2 separate regions of the Mus musculus genome follow, and region 2 is linked to region 1. Evidence: chromatin loops called from intact Hi-C (ENCODE). Cell type or tissue: heart. All regions are shown on one strand. Links, peaks and the distances in the headings refer to the core of each region. The heading gives the core; the rest is flanking DNA. Region 1 holds the start of Tnks1bp1 (tankyrase 1 binding protein 1). Region 2 overlaps Gm13715 (a long non-coding RNA gene).

Evidence for each region. Peaks named below come from ENCODE experiments on the same cell type or tissue, not always from the same donor. Only the 100,000 strongest peaks of a DNase experiment are listed, where the experiment ranks them.
Region 2: it touches region 1 in a loop (3-fold over the local background); 1 of 42 quality-filtered maps calls a loop at or near these places.

Annotation. Positions count from the first base shown.
Region 1 is chr2:85,048,406-85,052,793 of GRCm38, reverse strand. It overlaps Tnks1bp1 (tankyrase 1 binding protein 1), which reads right to left and starts at 2,334. Exons shown (of 12, transcript NM_001081260.2): 1 at 2,234-2,334; 2 at 1,821-1,933; 3 at 239-869. The coding sequence starts at 1,914. In heart, for the core only: a CTCF peak has its summit at 2,192; DNase peaks (open chromatin) are centred at 1,853, 2,333, 2,673, 3,303 and 1 weaker place; H3K4me3 peaks cover 2,655 bases; H3K27ac peaks cover 2,935 bases.
Region 2 is chr2:85,240,711-85,245,098 of GRCm38, reverse strand. It overlaps Gm13715 (a long non-coding RNA gene), which reads right to left. Exons shown (of 5, transcript XR_374759.2): 5 at 1,421-1,582. Among named protein-coding and RNA genes, the nearest start is that of Gm13715, 34 kb to the right of the region's middle. In heart, for the core only: no CTCF peak of the experiment used is centred there; no DNase peak of the experiment used is centred there.

The sequences.
Region 1 (4,388 bases), core at 168-4,167:
CCCTGGGTTCAATTCCTAACACTACACATGCACCACAGACACAGACTCACACACACACACAGAGAGAGAGAGAAGTAACTCCACCATTTGCTACAGAGATGCTCTGGGCCTTAGCCTGGGTTTGCCTGAATTCACCTAAGTAACCTGACAGTAAAGATGATAACCCAAACTTGAGCCCACTTCCTCCATAGCCCCTTTAAGACTTCAAGGAACTATACAAACTCTTCTCAGCCCTTACCTCTCCTCAGGAGTCTTGCTATGCTCTTCCTGGCACTCTGCAGGAATCTCTGCTGTCCCCTCCTGGGACCGTCCTTTGGCAGGGGACTTACTATCCTCCTCTCTGGGGCAGGGGGCACCATAGGTCCTGGGGCCATATCGAGAGCTGCCATCGTGGTTAAAAGTGAGGCGGGAGCCCCAGAGGCGGTCAGGGCTGGCCAGGATCTCTTTCCGTGGCTGCTCCATCTTGGCCAAAATTTCTTCTACTGTACAGGCTGCAAACCGCTCAGAGGAGGGACGGAAAGGGGCAGGGGCCTTCCTCACACCTCCCAGGGCAGCGCACCGAGCTGGGGGTGTGAGAGGGGGCAAGTCTTCTTTCCCAGCATCCTCCTTCCCAGACTCTTGGGTAACGTCTCCTCCAGCGGTTGCTTCAGCTGAAGGCCTTGGTGCAAACGGGAGGGGACGCTTGCTGACCCCATAGGGCTGAGGTCCTGCCAGCATGTTCATCTTCCGGGCAGAAGGCAGCTCAGCCAGGGGACCCCGAGGAGGGCGAGGCCCAACAGGCACCAGGAGGCTGGGTTTGGCAGGCAGAGCTGGCTTGCTGGGCAAGCCCCGGGGTTTGGGCTTGACAGGGGGCTTGGCTCGTGGGTCACCTTCGGAAGGAAGGATTCATTAGGAACTGTCAGAAGAACCATGAGACATAAATTCTTGTGACTCCTGCTGCACCGAATCTTCCACACTCCAACCTTGGAACCCATCGTTCTAGGTGCAAGTCAGTACCGCCTGTTCCAGGAAGGCTTCCTTGGTTTTTCACATCCCATTATATAGCCTACCTTCTCCAAACTCCTACAACGTGGGCTTTGACCCCTTATCCCTCTAGCATCCTATTTTGCTCCTAACACAGGTTCCTATCGAATGAATGAATGGAGCAGATAAGCATACCCACTTGCCTGGCCTCACCATACTGTCAGCCTGGGAACCCGATGGAGCCCTATTTCTTTACACCACATTTCCATAGTGAAGTTTTGACCCTAGCTGAGCTCCCCTTGTACACCCTGCTGCACCTCTTCCTCTTGCCACCTCAGTCATCCAGTTCATTATCAGGAATGCAAGCTTTCTATTGACCTATGTCAAACAGAAGTAAATCTGCCACAGGAAGGAAGAAGGAAAAAAAAAAAAAAAAAACAAGGGCAGAAATCCACCTTCTATATAAGGCATTGTAATGCCAAATAAAAGACCTTGGGAATTACTCACGGCCACAACCTTCTATAATAGAATCTTGTATCACCCACTCATTCAGCTAAGCATTTAAAAAGTCTAGACAGGGAGAAAGAAGGGCACTCCATTCTCCTTCTGTGCCTCAGTGTCTCCTCCTCCAAGGCTCCCTGGAGTTGTCTCAAAGGCTCTGCTTCCATACCGGCTGGGGCTCTACCTCACTCCCACCAGATGCCAAGGCCCGTGAGCACTCATTTCAGACTCACTGCCTCTCACCTCCACTGTCACTCCAGCTACCTGCCGGGACGGAAGAGGGGTGCAGCCTCCACCCCACCCCCGGCCCTCCTCCCAGCCAACGGCCCCACCCTGCACCCAGCACCCATTGGTACCTGGCTCGGAGCCAACAGGCGCCAGCTCCTCCTCCATATCCTGGGGCAGTGGGGAAGCCATGGCTGTGCCTTCCCTGAGAGTGGATCCTTTCATCACATAGGGCACACCCTGCCTGAGAAATAGGAAGCAGTGTGAGCCGGCCGAAGTGACTGAAGACCCAGGGAAGGGAGAGGTGGAGAAGGGAAAGCTGAGAAAGGCAACAGGCTTAGCCAAGGAAGTCTATTTCTAACCCAGGCAGTGTGGGACAGGAAGAGCGAACTCCAGGGGGAGGCCGGGAAGGTTCCCACAGCCACATCCTCAACTCTTGACACGACTCTCCAACCCTTGGCTCTGAACCTCAGTGATCCAGCACAGGAGGGAGCCACCTCCACCCACACCACCCCCAGGATCCGTCCTGTGATACCCTACTTACAGCTCCTGAGGCAACCCTCTCGGGTCAGGGAGCCCCACTAGAGGTGTCCACTCTGAGCGGAGCAAGAAGGCCAGAAACTCTCAAGTCTCTGGAATCACCTCATGGGACGGGAAAAACCCGCTCCTCCCCAACCTGGGGCTCCGCCCCACAGCCGGCCCCCCTCTTCCCATTCTCCTCCCTCCCTCCACGGCTGGGAGTGGCTCCCTACCCCCCCCCCATTCTCCTTTCACATCCCTGCCCCCCTCCAGCACTCAAGAGCTGTCTCATCCAAACACAGGGACATAAGAAATAAAAAGTAAGCATCTGGAATACATTTTTTTCCCTTTAATTTCTCAATCGTTTTGGCTTCAGCTTGGAATTTGATGAGGTAAAGCCAGGGCCTAGTCCTGTTACCATAGCAATGGCCTCCCACTGGATTTCCAGGGCCTAGCCAAGGGGAAGGAGGAGCCGGCCCAGGATGGGCAGGGAGGACAGACTGGGCTTGATTGCTTGTGGGGTGGGGGGTGTAACTGAGAGGAAAACTCCCTGGGGTTGCCCCTTCCAGGACAGTCAGGGAGGGACCTGCAAAAGCCTGTGACATAGGAATGGGTGTGCACCCTAAAGGAGTTTTGAGGGGTCAGAAGAAACTAAACCAGATGATAGCCACATGGTAGTAGCCTGTGCCAGGAGCCTCTGGAGCTGATATTGTAAGATCTAACAACTAAATGGGTCTGTCACTTCAGAGCTGTGCGACTAGTCTAAGGCATACTGCTTAAAAAAAAAAAAAAGTATTAAATGAGTTTCAAGTCAAACAATGCATGCAAAATACCAAGCCTGGAAGTGGTAAGTAACAGTTGGCCATTATTAATGTGACTCCATTCAGTGTCTCCCATGAGCTAACTAGCATCCTTGGTAACCACCTCTACCTACCTCTCCCCCTACCGTAGGCTGCGTCTCTAGACCATTCCTTCATGTCCCCCCCACCTCAAATTCTTCAGGCCTTCCACCCCCTCAGTTCCCACCCTGGCTGCTGAAGCACCCTCCCACTCTCAAGCCCCCCCTCCGGCTCTGGTGGTGACTAGTGAACACTGCTCCTCTGGTTCAAGAGCAAGGGAGACATGCCAAACACATGGAATGCACAGAGCCCTGGAGGGCAACCCAACCCTCTCCAACCTCAAGGCTCCCCTCCCACTCCAGCTGCTCTGAGAAGACAGTTCTCAATTCTAAGAGACCTGTGGTGCCCAGCCTTTGCAAAAGATGTCCCCATCCGCTTGACCCTGTCCCAGCTTATTTAAAGAGGGTACAGACAGTAACTCCGTCAATGTCAAAAGGCTGATCAGCCAACTACCAGGGGCTGTTTTCCTTGTATGTGGGTGAATAACGCTTGAAGGCGGAGAGATGACAGAAAAATTAAATTAAATTAAAAATATATACAAGATTGCTTGCTTGTCCTTGAACATTATTACAAGGGATATGGTGAAGGTGGTTAGAAATGGAGAAAAACTAGTCCAAAACAGAAAAACCCTCTCACCTGCGGTTGAGATAGGGGCTTGATGGACACCTCTGAGGTTAGAAAGAGCTGCAGAGATGAAAACAGGCTCCGAGTCCCCAACAGGGGAGGCGGTTACAGTACACAGGCCCCAGCCAGGAGCCCCAGGTAACCAAGGCCATGTCCATAAGCTGCAGAATCGCAGTACCTCAAGAACTCCCCACTCTTAGTGGTCTAGGGAAATCAGGCAGCCCTGGGAGTAGAGGCTGCCCCCAAAGAATGGAAAGGAGCTATGTAGCCCCAGCCCTGGACAGACACTCAGAAGGGCCTGAGGGCAAGCAGGGTCGTCCCTAAAGGTCTACCACTGGATGTTCAGCTAGTGCGATCAGGAGGGCTAAGTGTTGGAAGAGGGGGGCCAACAGGAAGATGGAACAGCCCAGGGCAAGGGGCTGTTTGGAGGGCCTCCGTGGGGAGCTTACGGACACCGAGCGGCTAGCCGAAGAGGAGGAGCAGACGAGGGTGGAGAAGGAGGGGGCGGCAGCAGCGGAAGACTGAGCGAGATGCCAAGCAGCCCTCGAAGGAACAGACGGAGGACTGACGACGAGGACTCGGTGGGGGCGGCCTAGCGTGGATGGGGGCGTGCCGTGGGAGCTAGGGAAGGGGGCCGGTGAGGGCAAGGAGGGGGTC
Region 2 (4,388 bases), core at 291-4,290, 190 kb before region 1:
CTGTGCATCTGATAATAAAATGTGGCAGCAGGAAACAACAACACTCATGACCACACACTGGCTGACCACTGAACTTGGAAGAAGTAGAGGAGCCAAGTTTAAATAAAACAAGACATTTAACGACCAGAGAGACATGTCAGCAGCCATATACCACCAGGGAATAGTACCCACAGGCTGAGTCCAGATCAGTGACTAAACAAACAAACAGCAGCAACAAAATTGGATAGAGATCAAAATCTAGCACGTAAGTCACCCAGTACATGACCTAAATCATGCAAGTCTCAACCATAAGAAATTATGAAGCATGAAAAAATAGGAAAGCACAGACTAGACATGGAGCTCAATTAGTACAGTGTGTATCATTCTTGAATACAGTACAGTTTCTAGCACTGTGCAAACCATAAGTCAGACTAGGAGAGGCTTGCCTGTATTATCAGAACTTGGGAGGTGGAAGCAGGAGGTGGAGTTAATATTTGACTTTATAGAGAGTTTGAGGCCATTCTGGGATACAGAAGACCCTGCCTCAAAAGAAAATATATAAGGCTGGAGAGATGGCTCAGCAGTTAAGAGCACTGACTGTTCTTCCAGAGGCCCTGAGTTCAAATTCCCAGCAGCCACAAGTTGTCTCCCCACCATCTGTAATGGAATTTGAAGCCCTCTTCTGGTGTGTGTGAAAACATCTGCAGTATACTCATATACATAAAATAAATAAGTCTTTTTAAAAAGCAAAAAGAAAATACAATATAAAGAAATAAGGAGGTGGAAAGAAGGAAGGAAAAAGAAGAGGTAGGGAAGGAAGAAGGAGAAGGAATGATCTATACCCAGGACAGAAATAATTGCATAGGCAAGACCTCTGACTAGATGCAATTGCTGGATTTAATGGCCAAAGTTATTCAAATAAAGAAGTATATTCAAAGGCCTGCAAGAAACAATGCTAAAGAATTAAGAAAAAAATGATAACAATGACTCAGCAAATTAAGAAGCCCAATAAAGAGCTGAAAATTATTTTTAAGAGCACATAATATTCTGGAGTTTAAAAGTTCAGAGAGTTATGTGATGTTGTATTCATGTCTTACAGTTGCTATACAGTATACATAGAATGGGGCCATACACTGGATGGTTTTAAATTTTAGAAATTTATTGTCTCACCACTCTATATGCTCTTACAATATGAAGGCCATGGGTTCGTAGGTTGGTGCTCTGTCTTAAGGCCACTAAAAGGGAGATTCCTTCCTTGTCTCTTAGCTAATATGGCTACAGGTAATCCTCACAGTACTTGGTAAGTTCATCACCTCCATCCCACATCCTTTTCCCTCACCCTATGTCTTCAGTCATCTTCCCTCTGTGCTCTAGCCAAACTCCCCTCTTCTTATAAAAGCACTGACCATTAGAGTCCAAAATGACCCAGCATGACTTCCTCTTAATTTGCATCAGAAAGCTTTATTTCCAAACACAATCATGTACTTCAAGGAACCGTGTTTATAGCCCAGCAGAGGCATCATGGATCATCTCAACCTTCTGTCAGTCAGCACAGTGATCAAGAGGAACCTCTCCTGCAGCTGCACCATCTCAGAGGCCATATCTGTGGGAAGACAGCAATACAAAAGCCAGCTTAGCCAGTATGGTGTTAGCACCCTGTGAACCCAGCTCCAACACCAACCAACCAGGAGGCCTAGCTAGCAGGATATTCAGGCCGTGAATTACTCTAGTACTAAAGAGCTTCCTCTTAGATACAGCCAGATATTTAGGAGACATTCACCTAAGTCAGCCACTCTTAGGAAAGGGATCAAGGTCAAAGGACAATGAGACCAAGCCCATGATCTTCTGAAAGTCAACAAGAAGCATAAGACCTTATGTCTTGGGACTCCCAGTGAGGCTTGCTGATCTCCCTTCATTACAGCTGAGATGACAGGGAAATGGTTATCCAAGTTTGACTAAAAACTAATTATAAACTTTGCTTACAGAGCCTACATTAGTCACTTCTCTTATTTCTATAACCAAATAGCTGACTAGAAGCAACTTAGGGAAGAATGAAAATCAATCCTGGCAGAGAAGTCATGGTGGTAAGTTATACTGTATCCACAGTCAGAAAGCAAAGAGAAATGAGTGCTGGTGTTCAACTCCTTTTCTCCTTTTAATTCACTCCAAAACACCAACTCATAGAATGGTAGAACGGAGCTGTTCCTGTTTCAATTAACCAATCTGTAAAAATCCCTCACAGAAATGCCCAATGCGTCATCTCGTAAAAGATTCTGAATCCTGTCAAGTTGGCAATATCAACCATTAAATGGACCATCAGAGCATGTACTAAGATATCAGGGCACAGCAGCGCTGTTCTTTATTCGAAGGTACAGTGAAATCTATAAGGAGATAAAATGACGAATAGAAAGCATTTTTTAAGAAGTGATAGGTTAAAAATCTCTCAACATGTGCTAAATATGATAAACACAATGAAATCCACACATAGTCATAGTCAAAGAACTGAATTCAAAGACAGAAAAATCTTGGAAGAAGCAAGTGATTTTACAAACATACAAACAACATCAATAGTGACAAATATCACATTAAAATGAGAGACAGACACTGGGGAGGATCTATAAACCAAACATGCCATTCCTTATGACAGGAAGCCTTTGCAGGGTCTTAATTTAGTTTGAAATAAATTGTGATGAACAGAGGCTTCTCCCCTTAGGTAGGAGATGAGGGGCAATAAGAGCAGAGGTAGAGAAGCTTCTTGAGAGTCAGGTTATGTGAAGAAAAGAAGATAAATTTATGATGAATTATAGAGGTAGAGCTAACATGGCAATGGACTGGACTGGGTTGGAAAATGAAGAAGAGGAATCGAGGATGATCCTGACCTTTCTTACCTTAAAGATCACTAGGTCTCATTAACCCAACTCAGAAATAATAATGGCTGAGGCACAGAGAGGAGAATTAATCATTAAAAATAATATGTTCTAACTCAGCAGTAAGAGAAAGAGTGTGAACAATGATCTTCCCACTAATCACTAATGTCTGTTGTCTGGATCTTGAGGATCTGGGTTGATGATGATACTTTACCAAATAAATAAATAAATAAATAAATAAGAGGAAAGGGGGAAATGAGTAGTATGTATCAGGGAATAAGATATCAGTGAATATGGAACCAGGGAGTGTTTTGACTCTATGAAGTTTATGAGGTGTTTTAGGCTTCTTAAGCTATTCACTAAGTCTGGTCAACAATAAAAAAGATGGCCAAAACTTGGTCCCCTACCTCCAGGAATCAATACATATATTAGGAAAGAAGAACAATGCACAGGAACTCAGAAAAACTTGCAGGGGACCTTGAATAAAAGATAATAAGGGCAGGGTGATGTATACATGAAATTCAACACATTGGCAGAGCAGAGGCATCTGGTGAGGCTCCATGGAGTGGTGCAGTTTGCAGTCCACCTTCGTAGTTTAGAGGAGCTTGAATTAGGCACAATAAAGTATAGACTCTAAGTATATGGAAAAACATAAAACAAATTTCTCTAGAAATGACTCACACTCTGGAAAGTTGAGAAGACGCATATTATTAAATTTTAGTGCAGGAAAAGAAGACCCTAGAAAAGTAGGTCGAACCAATCTTTGAAAATCATTGAAAGGAATCTGGGGTGATGAGCTTTATCTGGTGGCCTAGAGTGGATGGGGAGACAGAAAAGACATTTAAGCGGAAAAGTGACTTTGCTGGAGATAGGTATTATAGCAACAGTTTTTGAAAAGGGTGATAATGCCTGGCAGAGATGGGGGAGAAGGAAGAAATAGCACAGGGACCAGTTCAAAGATTAGCCTAAGTGAAGGATAAGGGAAGACAGAACAGAATGAAAACAGAGAGATGGATGAGACCATGGTAGTTTAGTGATAGGGTTTGATGAGTGATTGGATGTGGAAAATGAATCTAAGATAACCCTGAGATTGGTCATTAGGGTCAGACAATACCACCATCCCATGAACCAAGATAAGGAAACTGAAAGGAAGGAAAGGGGGTAAGAAACAGGGAATGAGTTGGTGTTTATGTTTATTTGGAAGGTCCAGCAGAAGGACATTAGTTCTGAAGCAGAAGTGATCAGTCAATGGGTGGACATTGTCACCCATGCTCTGGTGACAGATCTAACCTCATAGTAAATATTTGGAACTGGTGTTAAGTAGCTAATTGTGCATAGAAGTTGAGAGAAATCCTTTACATAATTAGCTCATTTCCTCCCTCATAATATCTTCATGACGTAAATATTATTACTGACACTTTACAAAACAAAGAAGTTGAAATTCAAAGAGCTTAAGATCCTCAACACCAGTTGAGTGGCAGAGTGGAGATCTGAGATGTTAGTACCTAAACAATGAAACCAAGAAAGAAAGATGAAATTGGG